Linked DNA regions of Homo sapiens: region 2 is linked to region 1. Evidence: read pairs that join two places in POLR2A ChIA-PET (ENCODE). Cell type or tissue: K562. All regions are shown on one strand. Links, peaks and the distances in the headings refer to the core of each region. The heading gives the core; the rest is flanking DNA.

The links. Peaks named below come from ENCODE experiments on the same cell type or tissue, not always from the same donor. Only the 100,000 strongest peaks of a DNase experiment are listed, where the experiment ranks them.
Region 2: POLR2A ChIA-PET joins it to region 1 with 5 read pairs; 2 of 35 experiments call an interaction of 5 or more read pairs at or near these places.

Annotation. Positions count from the first base shown.
Region 1 is chr1:22,281,742-22,289,821 of GRCh38, forward strand. No RefSeq gene overlaps it. Among named protein-coding and RNA genes, the nearest start is that of MIR4418, 20 kb to the left of the region's middle. RefSeq lists an enhancer at 4,905-5,404. In K562, for the core only: CTCF peaks have their summits at 4,271 and 5,004 (motif pointing right); DNase peaks (open chromatin) are centred at 3,960 and 5,010; H3K4me3 peaks cover 374 bases.
Region 2 is chr1:23,628,593-23,635,985 of GRCh38, forward strand. MDS2 (myelodysplastic syndrome 2 translocation associated) reads left to right here. Exons shown (of 6, transcript NR_167910.1): 3 at 1-5; 4 at 889-965. Among named protein-coding and RNA genes, the nearest start is that of MDS2, 5.0 kb to the left of the region's middle. In K562, for the core only: no CTCF peak of the experiment used is centred there; no DNase peak of the experiment used is centred there.

The DNA.
Region 1 (8,080 bases), core at 1,629-5,628:
TGGGGAGCCTTGGGGAAGGCTCCCTCCATATGTGACTTCAGAGCTCACATTACATGCTCAGCACATGCTGGAGAGATGACAAAGGGGCTGCGCTCCTGTCTGGTGGGAATTTAGGGAAGTCTGACCACACCATCTCCAGGCTGGGCGAAGCCACTGAAGGCTTGAAAGGATTTTGAGACTTCCTCATGCCATCCTCCATCCTCCTGCCTCCAGACCAGACAGACTCATCCTCTCCCCAAACCCCAGCTCCAAGGGACAGCACACTGGAGGATTCAGAACCTGCGCCCACCCCCACCCCCCATATCCATGCAGGGGGTCACTATGAAGTGCCCTGTGACAGAGGCTTTCTAATTTCCCAAGACATGGTCATAGCCGCGGGCCATGTGATGGTCTTAGCATGCCTGAGGGGTTGGCCAGGAAGGTTTCCCCTCCATCACACAGCTGAGGACATAGACTCTCAGAGTAACATGTGCCTCATCCATGAAGATGTGTGTAGCTCCCCAGATGGCACATCCATCCTCGGCTTTCCAGATGACAGGAGGAGTTGAAGCAGGGAGTTAAGGGGAAGTGCCTGGCCGAGGGAAGCCAGGCTGGGGAACATGGGTATGAGGCTGGGTTGTCACTGTGAAGTATGGGGCGGGGGCCTGGCAGCCTTGAAGAGCCAAGAGGGCATTTCCCTCTTTTTCTCCAAGCACAAAGCAAGGGTTTCTGAGCTCCGCAGCTGCAGTCTCCTCCCAGGGCGGGCTCAGTGACCACTCCAGAGCGGCCCTGGACGTTGCTGCCCTCTGACAACCTGGAAGCCATCAGTTCTCTCTCCTGCAAACTGCAGAACTTGGGCAATTTGGGCAGGTCAGGCTGCAATTTTCTCTGCAGGGCTGCAGGATTGGTGCACACATGAGTTTGGAGCATGCAGATGCGGACATCAGAGGTGTTCCTACATCTTTGAATCTCATCTCGGCCTTTTTTGGCTAAGTCCAGGAATGTGTCTGGCTTCAGACCATTGGCGTCACAGCTGCAAACTAGAGACTTCCAGAGCTGGGAGTAACCGAGAGCTCCTCTCATCCATCCTTTTGCCTTCAGGGGCACTTCCGCCCTCCCCCGAAGACCATCCCAGCCAAAGGGAATGTTATCTTTTCCCCAAAGAGCTCCTTTCCTCTCCCTCGGGCCTTCATTCCTGTGGGGAGCAACTTCCAGCCAAAGACCTCTTCCCACGGATTGTAGCCAACTTTAATCCTGCCTGCCCAGCCCATGCTCCTGCTTCTGATGGCAGCACCCTTAGAGAGGCCCCCTCCCCACTCTCAAGTTGTGAGTTGGGTGGGGTTTACCTTGAGTGCACCTGTGGCCCAAGCCTGGCCAATGAGAGCACCACATTCCTCTCGTCTTGTCTCAGGGTTTGTTTGGGGGTGAGTAAGTGATCAAATCAAGGCAAATCAGATTAAGTTCTGGGATTTCGCTGCAACAACGGAGAAGGAGGTGTCCTTTCAGTTGGGTTTGCTGTTAGGATGGAAGCCTAAAGTTGCCATCATTTGGAGAAAGCCTACCTGAGAGTGGATCCAACACAGAGGAAAACAGGTTGGAGGCCTGGAGAGAGACAGCTCCTGACAACTGCAGTTGAGTACTTGGATCCAGCCATGCCTGAAGCTAAAAACCATGGACATTTTAGATATGTGAACTGATAAACTCCCCTTCCTGCCAGTTTCAGTGAGGTTTCAGTCATTTGCAGCAAAGGTGCTCCAACCCCACCCTAGGTCCTTCCTTCTGCCCCACAGCCTTTGTCCTTTGGCTCTGCCCACAGTGGGGCTGGAGAGTCTCTGGCCATGCCCTTAGCAGGAGATTCCTTCATCTCCTTGAGTCTGCTGGTCAATTGCTGCTCAACATCTGTGTCTCCACTTGGACTCACCCTGCTCCTCTCACTGTTTTCTCTTTGGTTTACTGTTATTCAGAATCCTTCCCATTGCAGCTGAGAGAAGCCACATCACATCATCTTGAGCAAAAAAGGGGACTTGCTGGCCTGGGGAATTGCCCTGAGGAGTAGGGCTAGGGGGCTGGAATCACAGCTCAGGGCCAACAGGATTATCTCTGTCTGTCATTCACCCTTGCTGTCTCTGCTTCCCTGTGGGGCTGGCCTCATTCTCTCCCTTCTGTGAGGTGGAGAACTTGGCTACCATCAGCCCAGCTTGGGAACCCCAGTCTAAAACCAGAGAGCTGTTTTCTTCTAAGATCCATATGTCAGTTCCAAGGAAGAACTGACTGACCTTGTTTGGGCCATGTGCCTGCGGGGCAATCACTGCAGCCAAGGAAGTGGGGGACAATCATTGACCAAGTCTGGGTCATGTGGATGAGGCATTGGGGTTCAGTAATTGACAGACTTATGTAAGGAAGGAAGAACAGTTTCCCACAGGGGACCAGGTGGCTGATAGTAAATTAAGGTTGGGGTAAGAGGGATGCTGGGCAGAAAAGAGCAAGAGATATCCACCCCAGATACCACTATCATCACAACCATCATCTCCATCTGCCAGCATCTCCTGAATCCCTACTATGGGCCTGGCTCTGGGAGGAATCCATCCATCCAACCATCCATCCATCCATCCATCCATCCAGCCAGCCAGCCAGCCATCCACCCACTCACCCATCTATCCATCCATCCATCCATATATCTATCCATCCATCCATCCATCCATCCATCCATCCATCCACCCACCCATCTATCCATCCATCCATTCATCCATGCATGCATGCATGCATCCATCCATCCATCCATCCATCCAGCACTGATTCTGCACCAGGCCCATCTATCCATCCATCCATCCATCCATTCATCCATCCATCCATCTAGCACTGACTCTGCACCAGACCCCGAGCTAGAAACACAATAGTGAGTCTCATCTCACTCAGAGATAGGGACTTCAGCCCTAGTTCAGCCTAGAGGGGAAGAACATTTAAGAAGCCATTATATTCCCCTGGGGTAAGAGCACTTTTAGGGAAGTATAATGGACTCAGAGCAGGGCCAGCTAATGTAGTTTTGGCAGAGTGGTCTGGAAGGGTTTCCAGGAGGAGGTGACAGTTAAGCAGAGACCTAAAGGAAGAGCAGGAGGTAACCAAGTGAAGAATAAAAAGAGTCTCCAGGAGAGGTGACACTGGGAGGGCAGGAGTTTCTGCCCCTGTGGCGTTGACAGTGATGTGGGAAGACAGGACTCCTCCCTTCCCTCACTCAGCAGTGCTAACAGGGCCCAGGATGGCCTCACCCTGGGCTGGGCCTGGGATCTGGAAGTGAGATCGCCTGGGCCCCTTCCCCCAGGAGCTCCTGATTCACTAGGGGAGGCAGGTGTGTGGTGTAAGAAGAGCACCGCATGGAGGAGGCGGTCTGGAGGAGAGCAGGGGTGCGGTGGGTGCTCCAGGGAGGAGGCTAAGTCTGCACTCAGCCTTGACAAGAGGCACTCACTGGGAAAAATGAAGCCACAGGTTCCGGATCGTCAGGGCTGGTGCCTCGCATCCTCCATCCTCATAACTCCCAGTGTGTGGGTGTCCTGAACTGTGTCCTCCTGACCACCCCTCACTCCTGGAGAAGCCTCCACACCAGCCCTCCTTGGTCAGGGTCAGCCTGTCCTCTCTCCTTGTGCTCCCGCGGAGGTGTAGGAAGATGTCCGTTCCGGATGCTGATGAAGAGGAAGGTAGGTACTTGGGCAGGGAAGGTAGAATATGGAGGTTTGGTGAGGATCTGAGGTCAGGAGATGGGATTCAGGGCCTCCTTCAGCTACAGACTCACGGTGTGACCTTGGGCAAGTCCCCGCCCTCTCCGGGCCTTGGTTGATCCCTCGGTTTGGATGGGAGAGTTCACAGGCCTTGTTCCGGCGCCATTTCTGTGCATTTGGAGGTGGGGCTGCACTGGGGCTCCTGGCTCCTGGCCGCGCCGCCTTGCAGCCTACAGGTCCTGAGTCATCTTCCAGGCAGCGGGTGACCTCTCCATACCCCTGTCTCCCCGCAGCCCCGTGACCCTGGGCGGCGCGCAGGGCCAGGCCGTCCCAGGCGGGCTGCACAGTGGAAATCACAATATTGACCCAGCGCGCAGGAAGTGGGGAGGACAGGCCGCCGGGGTTCCCGGCCCGGGGGGAGACAGCTCGCTGAGTGATGAGCTCGGAGCCAAGCTCTCCCTCCCTCCTGGGTCACCGCACCGCTGCCCGCCGCCAGGGCTGTTCCTCTTGGCTCCAGGGCCCCCCTCCCTGGACCTCCCTCCTACACATTCCCCCGGCCCAGGCCCCAGAGGGGAGCTGCTGGTGAGCTCCAGGCCTCAGGGCCTCTCGGGCCCTGCCTCCCTCTAGCCCAAGTCCCGGTTCCCTTGTGCTTCCAGCATCTGAGGGGCCAAAACTGGAACTGCACCCTCACAGGCCACTGACCTTTGGAATAGTCCTGCCTCCCATTTAACAGATGGGGGAACTGAGGCTTAGAAAGGTACTCAGCCAGTTGTATCAGAGCCAGGATCCACACTCAGATCTGTCCAACTCCTGGCCAGTGCTCTGTCTACGCCGTGAGTGAGTTATCGTCGGTCGTGATAATAGTGTGAGTAATAAACTGCTCAGTTAGTGAAGTTTTTGGTCTCACGCAGCCCTCTTGCCTGCCCTAGGAGCGGTTCTGACTTTACAGACGAGGAAGCTAAGGCTTAGAGGTGGTGAGATAACTTTCCCAAGGACACAGCCCGGGAGCAGCAGGGCTGGGATTTGAACTGTGGTCCGCCTGATCTGTCTGTTCTGCCAAGCTGTGGGGCAGGAGGGGCCTGTCCTTGAAGGTCTACTCAAATGCCACCTCCCCTGGGGGGCCCCAGGACCACCTGTAGATTGTGCTCCCCCAGAGGGGTTCCTTGGGGACAATGTAGCCCACAGCCTTGCTCTCCAGTGAGGGGGCCCTCAGTTGGTGTTGCCTGGGGGTCTGGCCGTGGGGTTTGGAGGCTGGTGGGTCAACCCTGCTGGTGGGTTGAGCTGGACCAGGAAGTGCTGCTCAGGGGTGAGCACCCTCCAGGGGGCGTGGTGAAGTAGAGGGGAAATACTCCTGGGCTTGGAGCTGGGGACCTGGAGCCCCTCCCTAACCTCCCAGGGTCTTGGTTTCCTCATTCATAGAAAAGGGCTTGGGGTCCATTTGAAGGCCTACTCCCCAATACCAGAGACTTAGTAGAGCTTTGGGCTTCTATTTCTTCCAGCTCCCTTCCCACAAGCTGGGTGTCATGGGGGAAAGGGTTTACAGAGCTCTCACTGGGCTCTGATTAAGTTTTCTACCCAGGGTTTTCACTATAAGGAGTCACCAATGAAAATCTGCCAATGTGCTTCTTCTAGGGCTGCTGTTGAGGGTGTTTTCTGATTCATCACATGACCCCATTATGAGGAACCCCAGGAAAAATTCGCCGAGAATTCAGTGTAGGCAATTTGCATGAAGTCTGAGAAATTGGTATAATTTTATATTTTGGACACTGATTGTGTCTGTGTGTGTGCATGCTTGCCTGAGTGTTTACATCTTTGTTTTGCCCATGATGAAGCTCAAGGCTAAAACTATGACACATGACAGTGTGGGACTTCCTGATCCAGGTCACCTCCCCTTCCCCTTGCCACAGGCCCCAGAATATAATTTTCATTTATTGACCTACTGTGCAGCATGAAGATACAGCCCTTTACCGATTTCCTCATTTCCTTTGTGCCAGGGTGAAAACTGACTTTCAGAACGTGAACAAGGTGCATGATGGATTTATCCATTAGTGATGTCTGCCATGGGCACACGAAGGGAAGTACTGGTGCATATGCCTCATTTTTGCCTTCCCTCATTCAATCAATGTATAATATTGTATCTAATCATATTTTCTATTTAACCATATATAATTTCATAAGCTGCCTTTAAACCTTTGTGGAACAAGACTTTGTATAAATAATGGTAATTCATTGCAAATAACCATTAGGTTCTTTAACATAGGTTATATTACTATGTCCTTACCATCTCTCTGCAGGAGAAAATGGGTGGGTCATATGGCACCTTTGTGCATATTCGAAAACTATGCCCCTCTGGGCAATAATGGCTTAGTGAGCAGAGCACAGGGTAGATTTTAGCCCCATTCACTTCATCACCCAGGTGTATTTGTTCAGTGCATGACCTTAACAACCACACACAGCAACCCTATTCAGTGTCTTGCCAAATCCCATGGTTATATCCTTCACTCCAAATCCAGTTCTCATTTTATTATATGCAGCACACAGACCATATTCTGGGTCTTGGACATCTATTCAGGCTCCAGGATGGTTGGCATTTGGTCTCAGGCTAAGTGAGGCAGTGGAAGGAAGAACAGCGTAAACAACTTAGCTTGCGTTTGTGCCACAAACAGGCAACATTCCTGCTGGTGCCTGTCCCTGCCTGCCAGATTCCAGTGAGGATCCTGGGCTATGAATAGTCCCAGTGATGCCCTCTCAGAGGACCCACTGGACTTCCCGCAGGCCCGGTCCTTGGCCTCCACCCCACACTGGCCACTGGGAAATCAGGGACAAGACCTCTTCCCTGGCACCTTCATCCTGCATGTTTCTTCCCGCTTGCTTTCCGCCCGGGATTACCGCCGGGGCTGGGCTTCTGCACGTGGCTGTTGCTTGGGCCCCCACGTGGGCTGCTTGAAAAACATCTCTCTGAAAGCAGAGAAAGTGTGAGCCGTCAAGAAGGAGCGTGTGGAAGGAGAGAGGTCCTCGGAGGAGGGGAAATTTACAGCATTCATTTGGCCCATTCTAAGGACACCGTGAGGCCTGCATGAAATGCCTTCCGGAGGTGAGCACCGGTATTTTACTGCCTAAAATCCAATGTCAGTGCTTCCATGCCCTTGGAGATTACCTCCCCCACCCCCTCCTGTGACAGATAAGGAAACTGAGGCCCATGATGGAAAGTGACTTGCCTAAGCCTGTACAGCTGAGTGAAAAATCCCAGGCACTGATAGGGGAGGCCCTGAGTGCAAGCTAAGTTCTCTGGACCTGATATGTGCATGATGTCAGGGCTGGAGACACAGGTGGATGCCCCGTTTGGTTCCCTGAACTGTCAGCCTACTATGTGCTTTAGCATAGATTATATTACTGTGTTCTCACCGTATCTCTGTAGGAGAAAATGAGTGGGTCATTATAGAGACAGAAACTCAGGTTCAGAGTCGGGACCACTGCAGGCCCTTAGGGCACCTTTGTATATATTAGAAAAATATGCCCCTCTGGGCAATCATGGCTTGGTGAGCAGAGCACAGAAGGCCAGAGAGTCTGACTCACTTGCCAAAGGTCACACTGCACCACAGCAGAGGAGAAAGCCATGTGATCATGGTCAGGAAGACCCTGTTCAGAGGCCAACAGTCTGGGTTCTGTGAATACCACCCACTGGCTCTGTGACCTTAGCCAAGTGACTTTGTCTCTCTGAGCCTCAATTTCCTCACTGATAAAATAGGAGTAGTAACTGTAAGGCTGTTATGAAGACTTGGTAAGACAATACAGGGAAGCGCTCAGCACAGTCTTGGGATAGCCTCATGCCAATGAATAGTCGTGCCAATGTCAGTGTGATTATCACTACCAACAGAAGTAGGCGGTTATAGCAGACATTTCTTGGATTGGTTGCCAGAGTCCAACTTCTGGATTCCTTGGGGCAAATGGCCATGCCTTCTGTGTGCCATCTCGGTGGGGATGGTGGTGGTAGGGGTAGTTCTAGGTGCTCCTCTCCCTCTGTGAGAATAGAGGGAGCCACAGCCCCCCTCCGTCACCCCCATCCAGCGCACACTCCCACTTGACCAGCTGCCTGTGCTCTGCTAAGTCTTTGAATCTTGAGCGTTGATCCAAGGTCAAAAGGAACAACGGCTGGGGATTTGTTGTTGTTGTTATGGTGGTTGTAGCAATGTCTTAATCAGCCTTTTCCTGTCATCAGATGCCCGTGGATTTATTCATTCAGCAGCTATCCCCGGAGCTCCACTTGGAGCCAGGCACCAGGCAGGGGGCTCAGGTCCCGGAAGTGCCCACAACAGGCAGCTCCCTGCTCCCCTCATTCCAGTCCTTCCAGAGCCTCCCTGAGACCTGCCTCTCCTGAGCTTACTCCT
Region 2 (7,393 bases), core at 847-4,846, 1.3 Mb after region 1:
TACAGGTGTGAGCCACCGTGCTGGGCATCCCTGCTTTCATCCTAGCACTCCCTGCTGCCTTTATACCCCATAGAATAACCAATGTGATCTTTTCATTTATTCATTTATTATTATTATTATTATTATTATTTTGGAGGCAAAGTCTCGCTCTATCCCCCAGGCTGGAGTACAGTGGTGCAATCTCGGCTCACTGCAACCTTCACCTCCCGGGTTCAAGTGATTCTCATGCCTTAGCCTCCCCAGTAGCTAGGATTACAGGCCCCCACCACCACGCCCGGCTAATTTTTGTGTTTTTAGTAGAGACGGGGTTTCACCATGTTGGCCAGGCTGGTCTCGAACTCCTGACCTCAGATGATCTGCCCACCTCGGCCTCCCAAAGTGCTGGGATTACAAGCATGAGCCACCGCACCCAGCCAATGTGATCTTTTTAAAACATGAGTCAAATTACTTCCTTCCTCTGTTCAAATGCCCCAGTGGCTCCCCTCTCACTCAGAGAAAATCTTAACACCGTTCTGTGGCCTAGAAAGTCCTACCTGAGCTGTGCACACCCCTCCCCACCTTACCTCCTGTTGCTTTTCCCTCCCTTGCCCCAGCCCCACTGGCCTCCTTGCTGTTCTTCGAGCAGCCAAGCACAATCACGCCTCCCGGTCTTCGCCCTTGTATTCCCTCTGCCTAGAGAAGGTAACTGCCCCTGCCCATTTATCCATGACAGGGCTCACTTCCGCTCATCACTAGGCAAGTTTCTCTGGCCATCCTGTTATACATACAATAGCACCCTAATCCTCTCTCACCTCTCCCACTGTCTAGCCCTCTCTCCTGCTTGTCGTTTCTTCATGGCATTCATCACTGTAGAACTGACCTTTGTTTACTGTATGTCTCTCCCACTAGAATGTTGTAGTCCTCATCATCAGCAGAGACTTTGTGCCATCCTCTGCTATATTATCCTGAAGAGTGCCTGGCTCATGGTAGGTGTTGAATCAATATACGTTAAGTAGATGAAAGCGTTTGCATAACTGGGAAGCTATTTGTTGGTGTCCACTGCACTCCAGCCTGAGTAACACAGTGAGACCCTGTCTTAAAATAATAATAATAATAATAATAATAATAATAATAATAATAATAATAATAATATTGGTGAGGGCTGGGTGCGATGGCTGATGCCTATAATCCCAGTACTTTGGGAGGCTGAGGTGGGTGGATTGCTGGAACACAGGACTTCAAAACCAACCTGGGCAACATGGTGAGACCCTGGCTCTACAAAAAAATTTTAAAAAGTAGCCCTGCATGGTGGCACGTGCCTGTGGTCCCAGCTATGCAGGTGGCTGAAGTGGGAGGATGGCTTGAGCTCAGGAGGTCAAGGCTACAGTGAACCGTGATCATGCCACTGCACTCTAGCCTGGCAGTCTGAGGGAGACTGTTTCTATATTGCTGAGGATGTGGGTAGCTGGAGAGTCTCAGGCATTATCAGTGAAAGTGTGAATTGCTATTACCCTAGTGTGAGGCAAGTCCTTTGACTCCTGAATCCTCAGTCTAGGAATTTACCCTCAGGTAATTCTTACCCAATGTCAAAAAGATGCAGGGATGTTCACGGAACTTTTTTTATAGTAGTGAAAAATTGGAAATGACATCAATGTCCAACCATACAAGGGTTGGTTGTTAAAATTATGATAGAGCCATATAATGAATACTAAGGGGCCATCAAAAATGATATTGTGAAAGGATACTTCATGAAACTTGAGAATATGTTTATAATATATTATTAAGTGAACATTTTTTTAAAAACCAGCAGGCCAGGTGTGGCGCCTCATGCCTGTAATCCTAGCACTTTGGGAGGCTGAGGTGGGTGGATCACCTGAAGTCAGGAGTTCAGGACCAGCCTGGCCAACATGGTAAAACCTCGTCTCTACTAAAAATACAAAAATAAGCCAGGCGTGGTGGTGTGCGCCTGTAATCCCAGCTACCCAGGAGGCTGCAGCAGGAGAATCGCTGGAACCTGGGAGGCAGAGGTTGCAGTGAGCTGAGATTGGACTACTGCACTCCAGCCTGGGCAACAGAGCGAGACTCCATCTCAAAGAAAAAAAAAAAATTAAGAGCAATATGTAAAGTGTGATGTCATTCTTGTATACACATATCTGTGTGTGTTCAGACCCAGGAAGCTATTTAGGAAGAGGACACCAACATGTTTAAAATGTGGTGGTTTCCATTGTTGAATTGAGCTGGTGGGAGGTGTAGGGGGGTTCACTGTGTTATTCTTTCAACCTTTCTGTATGTTTAAAAAATCTGGGCCAGGCACAGTGGCTCACGCCTGTCATCCCAGCACTTTGGGAGGCCAAGGCAGGCCTTGGCAGGATCACTTGAGACGGGAGTTTCAGACCAGCCTGGGCAACATGGTGAAACCCCATCTCTACAAAAAAAATATAAAAATTAGCTGGAAATGGTGGTGTGCACCTGTAGTCCCAGACTCAGGAGGCTGAGGTGGGAGGATTGCTTGAGCCCTGGAGATTGAGGCTGCAGTGAGCCCAGATTGTACCATTGCACGCCAGCCTGGGTGACAGAGTGAGGCCCTGTCTCAAAAAAAAAGAAAAAGAAAAATCTAGTCAGGTGTGGTGGCTCATGCCTGTGGTCTCAGCACTTTGGGAGGCTGAGGCAGGAGAACCACTTGAGGCTAAGAGTTTGAGACTGGCCTGGGCAACGTAGTGAGATCCAGCCTCTAAAAAAAAAAATTAGCCAGATGTGGTGGCAAACGCCTGTGGTCCCAGTAGCTCTGGAGGCTGAGGTGAGAGGATTGCTTGAGCCCAGGAGGTCAAGGCTGCAGTGAGCTCTGATTGTGCCATTGCACTCCAGCCTGGGTGACAGAATGAGACCCTGTCAAGAAAGAAAGGAAGAAGGGAAAGGGAAAGGGAAAGAAAGAGAGAGAGAAAGAAAGATCTTACAATAAAAAATTGAAAGACCTATAATCCCAGCACTTTGGGAGGCTGAGGCCGGCGGATCACTTGAGGTCAGGAGTTCGAGACCAGCCTGGCCAACATGGTGAAACCCTGTCTCTACTAAAAATACAAAAATTAGCTGGGCATGATGGCATGTGCCTGTAATCCCAGCTACTTGGGAGGCTGAGGCAGGAGAATCGCTTGAACCCAGGAGGCAGAGGTTACAGTGAGCCAAGATCGCACCACTGCACTCCAGCCTGGGCGACAGAGTGAGACTCCGTCACAAAAAAAAAAAAAAATTTTTTTTGAAAGAAAATATGGTTATTTGGGGGTAGAGGGATTTGGGGAGATAGTTTTTCTTCTTTGCACATCGTGTATTTTATTTACTTTCCTATAATGAGCATCTACCACTTTTACAAAACTAATGAATTGATATCAAAATAAAATACAGCTCTTGTCACACAAAATGTTTAAATTAAAAAAATAAACAATAGTTGTCTTGATAGTTTAAAAAGATAGAAGACAACACAAATACCTGTGAGTAGAGAACTGAGCAAGTAAATTATAGTAGTCATACAAACATTGCACCCCCGTTTAAAAATATGTTATAGAAAAGATATTTACAGTAATTTGGTGAGTGAAAAAACAGGCCATAAAACAGACTGTAGAGTATTAACCCATTTTTGAAAAAAAATGTATATATGTTGCCCACCCATAGAAAAAACTGGAAATATCCATGCCAAAATGTTAGCAGTGGTATTCTTTGGAAAATGGAATGACAGGTGTTTTCCCTCCCTTCCTTTTGCTTATTTATATGTCATAAATCAGTTTTATCCAGTAGAACTTTCTGGGATGATGGAAATGTTCTCTATCTGCCTTGTTCAATATTATCATAGCCATTAGCCACATACAGAATACTTCACATATGGCTAGTTGGCCAGGCCCTGTGGCTCATGCCTGTAATCCCAGCACTTTGGGAGGTCCAGGTGGGCAGATCACTTGAGCCCAGGGGTTTGAGACCAGCCAGGGCAACATAGCAAAACCCTATCTCTATAAAAAAATACAAAAATTAGCTGGGTGTGGTGGTGTGTGACTGTAGTCCCAGCTACTTGGGAGGCGGAGGTGGGAGGATTGCCTGAGCCCAGGAGGTTGAGGCTGCAGTGAGCCATGATTGCACCACTGCACTCCAGCCTGGGCAACAGAGCAAGACCCTGCCTCAAAATAAAATAAATAAATGTGGCTAGTGAGACTGAAAAATGAAATTTTTATTGTATTTAATTCTAATTAATTTAAACTTAAGTGGCCACATGTGGCTAGTGGTTACTGCATTGGACAGCATAGTTCTCAAATGTTTACGAAGAACACACATATTGGCTTTGCAAAGAGGGAAAAGAGAGCTTTTCTTCCTTTTTTTTCCCTTGTGTGTTTATTTGTTCTGCCCTGGCTTCTTGAAGAGCTCCTCTGAAATCCCAGGGAGAGGCAGTGAATGCAAGGGCTTTGCAAACTGTTAAGTGCTGTACTCAGGAGATGCTGCTGTATGAGACTCTTTTTCCCCTTGCCTGGAACCCTTTTTCTCCTCTCCTCATGGGCTCCCAGCTAAGGTAGAGCCCTGACCAGAGAAAGCATCTTTGGGTGGTCTCTCAAGGGGGAACAGGGTATCCTGGGGTCTGGCCCCTGCAGCTAAGGCCCTCTCCTGAAAAGACTTTCCAGAAGGCATTCATTCACTCATGTATTCATTCAACAACCATTACTAACCATTCTCCTTCTCACCAGTCACTGCACTAGGCCCTGGGTACAGTGGCGTGGCTTAAAATCTAGGCTTTGGGAGGTATGGAGTGGTAACTGACAGGGCTGGGACACAGAAGGCCAGCTCAGCCACCCGTGGGCATGCCCCTTAATTTTCCTAAACCTCTATTTTTCTCTTCTGTAAAAGCAGGAAAATAGTGACACTGTCTTGCCAATCCCCTAGGGTCAATCAGGGCTGAGAAAGTTAATTACAGAGGCCTGCAGAGATATTCGTGATCAAAGAATATGCCTTCCTGGGAGAATAAGCGGGTAGTGACAGCCAGCTCCAATGCCCATGTAGATATTATTATTAATAATATTTTATCAGCCAGGCGCGGTGGCTCACGCCTGTAATCCCAGCACTTTGAGAGGCCGAGGCAGGCAGATTACGAGGTCAGGAGATCGAGACCATCCTGGCTAACAGAGTGAAACCTCATCTCTACTAAAAATACAAAAAATTAGCCAGGCGTGGTGGCAGGCGCCAGTGGTCCCAGCTACTCGAGAGGCTGAGGAAGGAGAATGGCGTGATCCCAGGAGGCGGAGCTTGCAATGAGCCAAAATCGAGCCACTGCACTCCAGCCTGGGCGACAGAGCAAGACTCCGTCTCAAAAAAAAAAAAAAAAAAAAAATTAGCCGGGCGTGGTGGCACACGCCTGTAGTCCCAGCTACTTGAGAGGCTGAGAATTGCTTCAACTTGAGAAGTGGAGGTTGCAGTGAGCCAAGATTGCACCACTGCACTCCAGCCTGGGTGACAGAGCAAGACTCCGTCTCAAAAATAAATAAATAAAATAATAATAATAATATTTTATCACAACACATCACAGTTTCTTTAAGAGTAGTTAAAATATCAACCTTAAGGAAACCAGGAAAAGGGTGTTATCATTCATCCATACAGCATTTGTTGATTCCCACTGAAGTTCCAGGCCAAGGTGGGGTAGGGGATCAGTCTGGGAATGGGGACCTGACATGCGAGAAAGACACATAAGGAAATATTCCCTTTTTATTCATTCACTCCTCTGGCATATGCCAACCCTCTGGGGACATAATGAAAGACATCCACAGCCTTGCTCTCAGGAAGCTTTTAAAGGAAGTGGGGAGGCAGATATTCCTCAAATAGCCATTCAACTGCATATTATAAACGGTGATAAGGGTTAAGGAGAGGAAGTACAGAGTGCTATGAAGACATCATGGGGGACCTTGATGTACTTGGTGGTGGGAGGGTCAGAGATGGCATCTCTGGGGAGGTCAGCATCTAAAGGAGTTGAATAAGGACTGATAGGGTGGGGAAAGAGGGTCCAGGAGGCAGAAACAGCATGTGCCAAGGCCCTGAGCTGGGAGAGGGCAGGGTGCTTGTGAGGCCAGTGTGGCTGGAACCCAGCTGGCAAAGGAAGGGGTGCGTTATGCAGCTGAGGCTCTAGTGGACCATACTTAGGAGCCAGTGAAGGCTTCAGGGAAGGACAGTGAGGACAGCTGTCCATTCTGGATGGAACACTGGAGGGGCAGAGTGGGCGAGGCATGGGCACAATGGCAGCTGGTGCCAGGGAGGCAGCAATGGGGTGGAGAGAAGGGGAGAGTGGGTGCGTAATGAGCGCGATGGCAGCCTGTGTCAGGGAGACAGCAGGGGGTTGAGAGAAGGGGAGAAATTTGAGGGCTGCTTGGGAGGTAAGTGGGGCAAGACGTGGGGTTGGATTGGCCCTGGGAGAGGTGGCACGAGAGGTCCCAGTGGGTAAGCTCTGTGACCCAGGAAGGGCTGGCTAAATCTGACCTGGGGAAGGCCTCCCAGATGGAGCACATCTCCCCGGTATCGTGAAATAGGTTGCAGCACCCCTAGTGGAGAAAAAGGGGAAAGACAGTCTATCCCTGGCGAGCAGAAATTCAGCTGGGAGTTGTCAGTGAAACGAAACTAACATTGAGTATGGACCGTGTACCAAGCCCTTTCTAAGTGCTTTACCTTCATCACCTCATTTAATCCTCCCAACAACTCTACAAGGTCGATGCTATTATCACTCTCATTTTACAGATGAGGAAGCTGAGGCTCAGAGAGGTGCTGCCACTGGGATGCGGACTCCAGGAAGCCTGACCCCGTCCTGCCTTTTAATCACGGCATCATACTGCTCTTGTGGTTTGGGATGATTAGAACCTGAGAGAGTTGGAGAGGGGAAGGAGCGGGTTGAGTCTGAGCCTAAGAAATGGGCTGGGACCAAATCCCGGGGGGCTGCTGGTGTTAGACTTGGGGGTGTTGACATCATTGCAGATGAGTGGGTAGCACATTCTTAGGGAGAGGGTGGTGGGATCACGTGTGCTTTTCTGAGAAGTCACTCTGGGATGGGGCAGAGAAGAAGTAAAAAAAAAAAAAAAAAACAGAAAAAAAAACAGAGGAGAGACAGTGAGGCAGGGCATGGGTGAGTACAAGGCCAGGGCAGCAGGGCTCTGGGAAGGGTGAACACCAGGCAGACAGTTCCAAGGTAGATCTAACAGGTGACTAGGTGGTGGGAGGTGAGGGGTGAACAATCAAATGTGGGTAAAGGGTCACGTTGGTTTTATTCATTCACTCAGCAAACTTTTTTTTTTTTTTTTTTTTTAGATGGAGTCTTGCTCCGTGGCCCAGGCTGGAGAGCAGTGGCGCCATCTCAGCTCGCTGCAACCTCCACCTCCCGGGTTCAAGCGATTCTCCTGCCTCA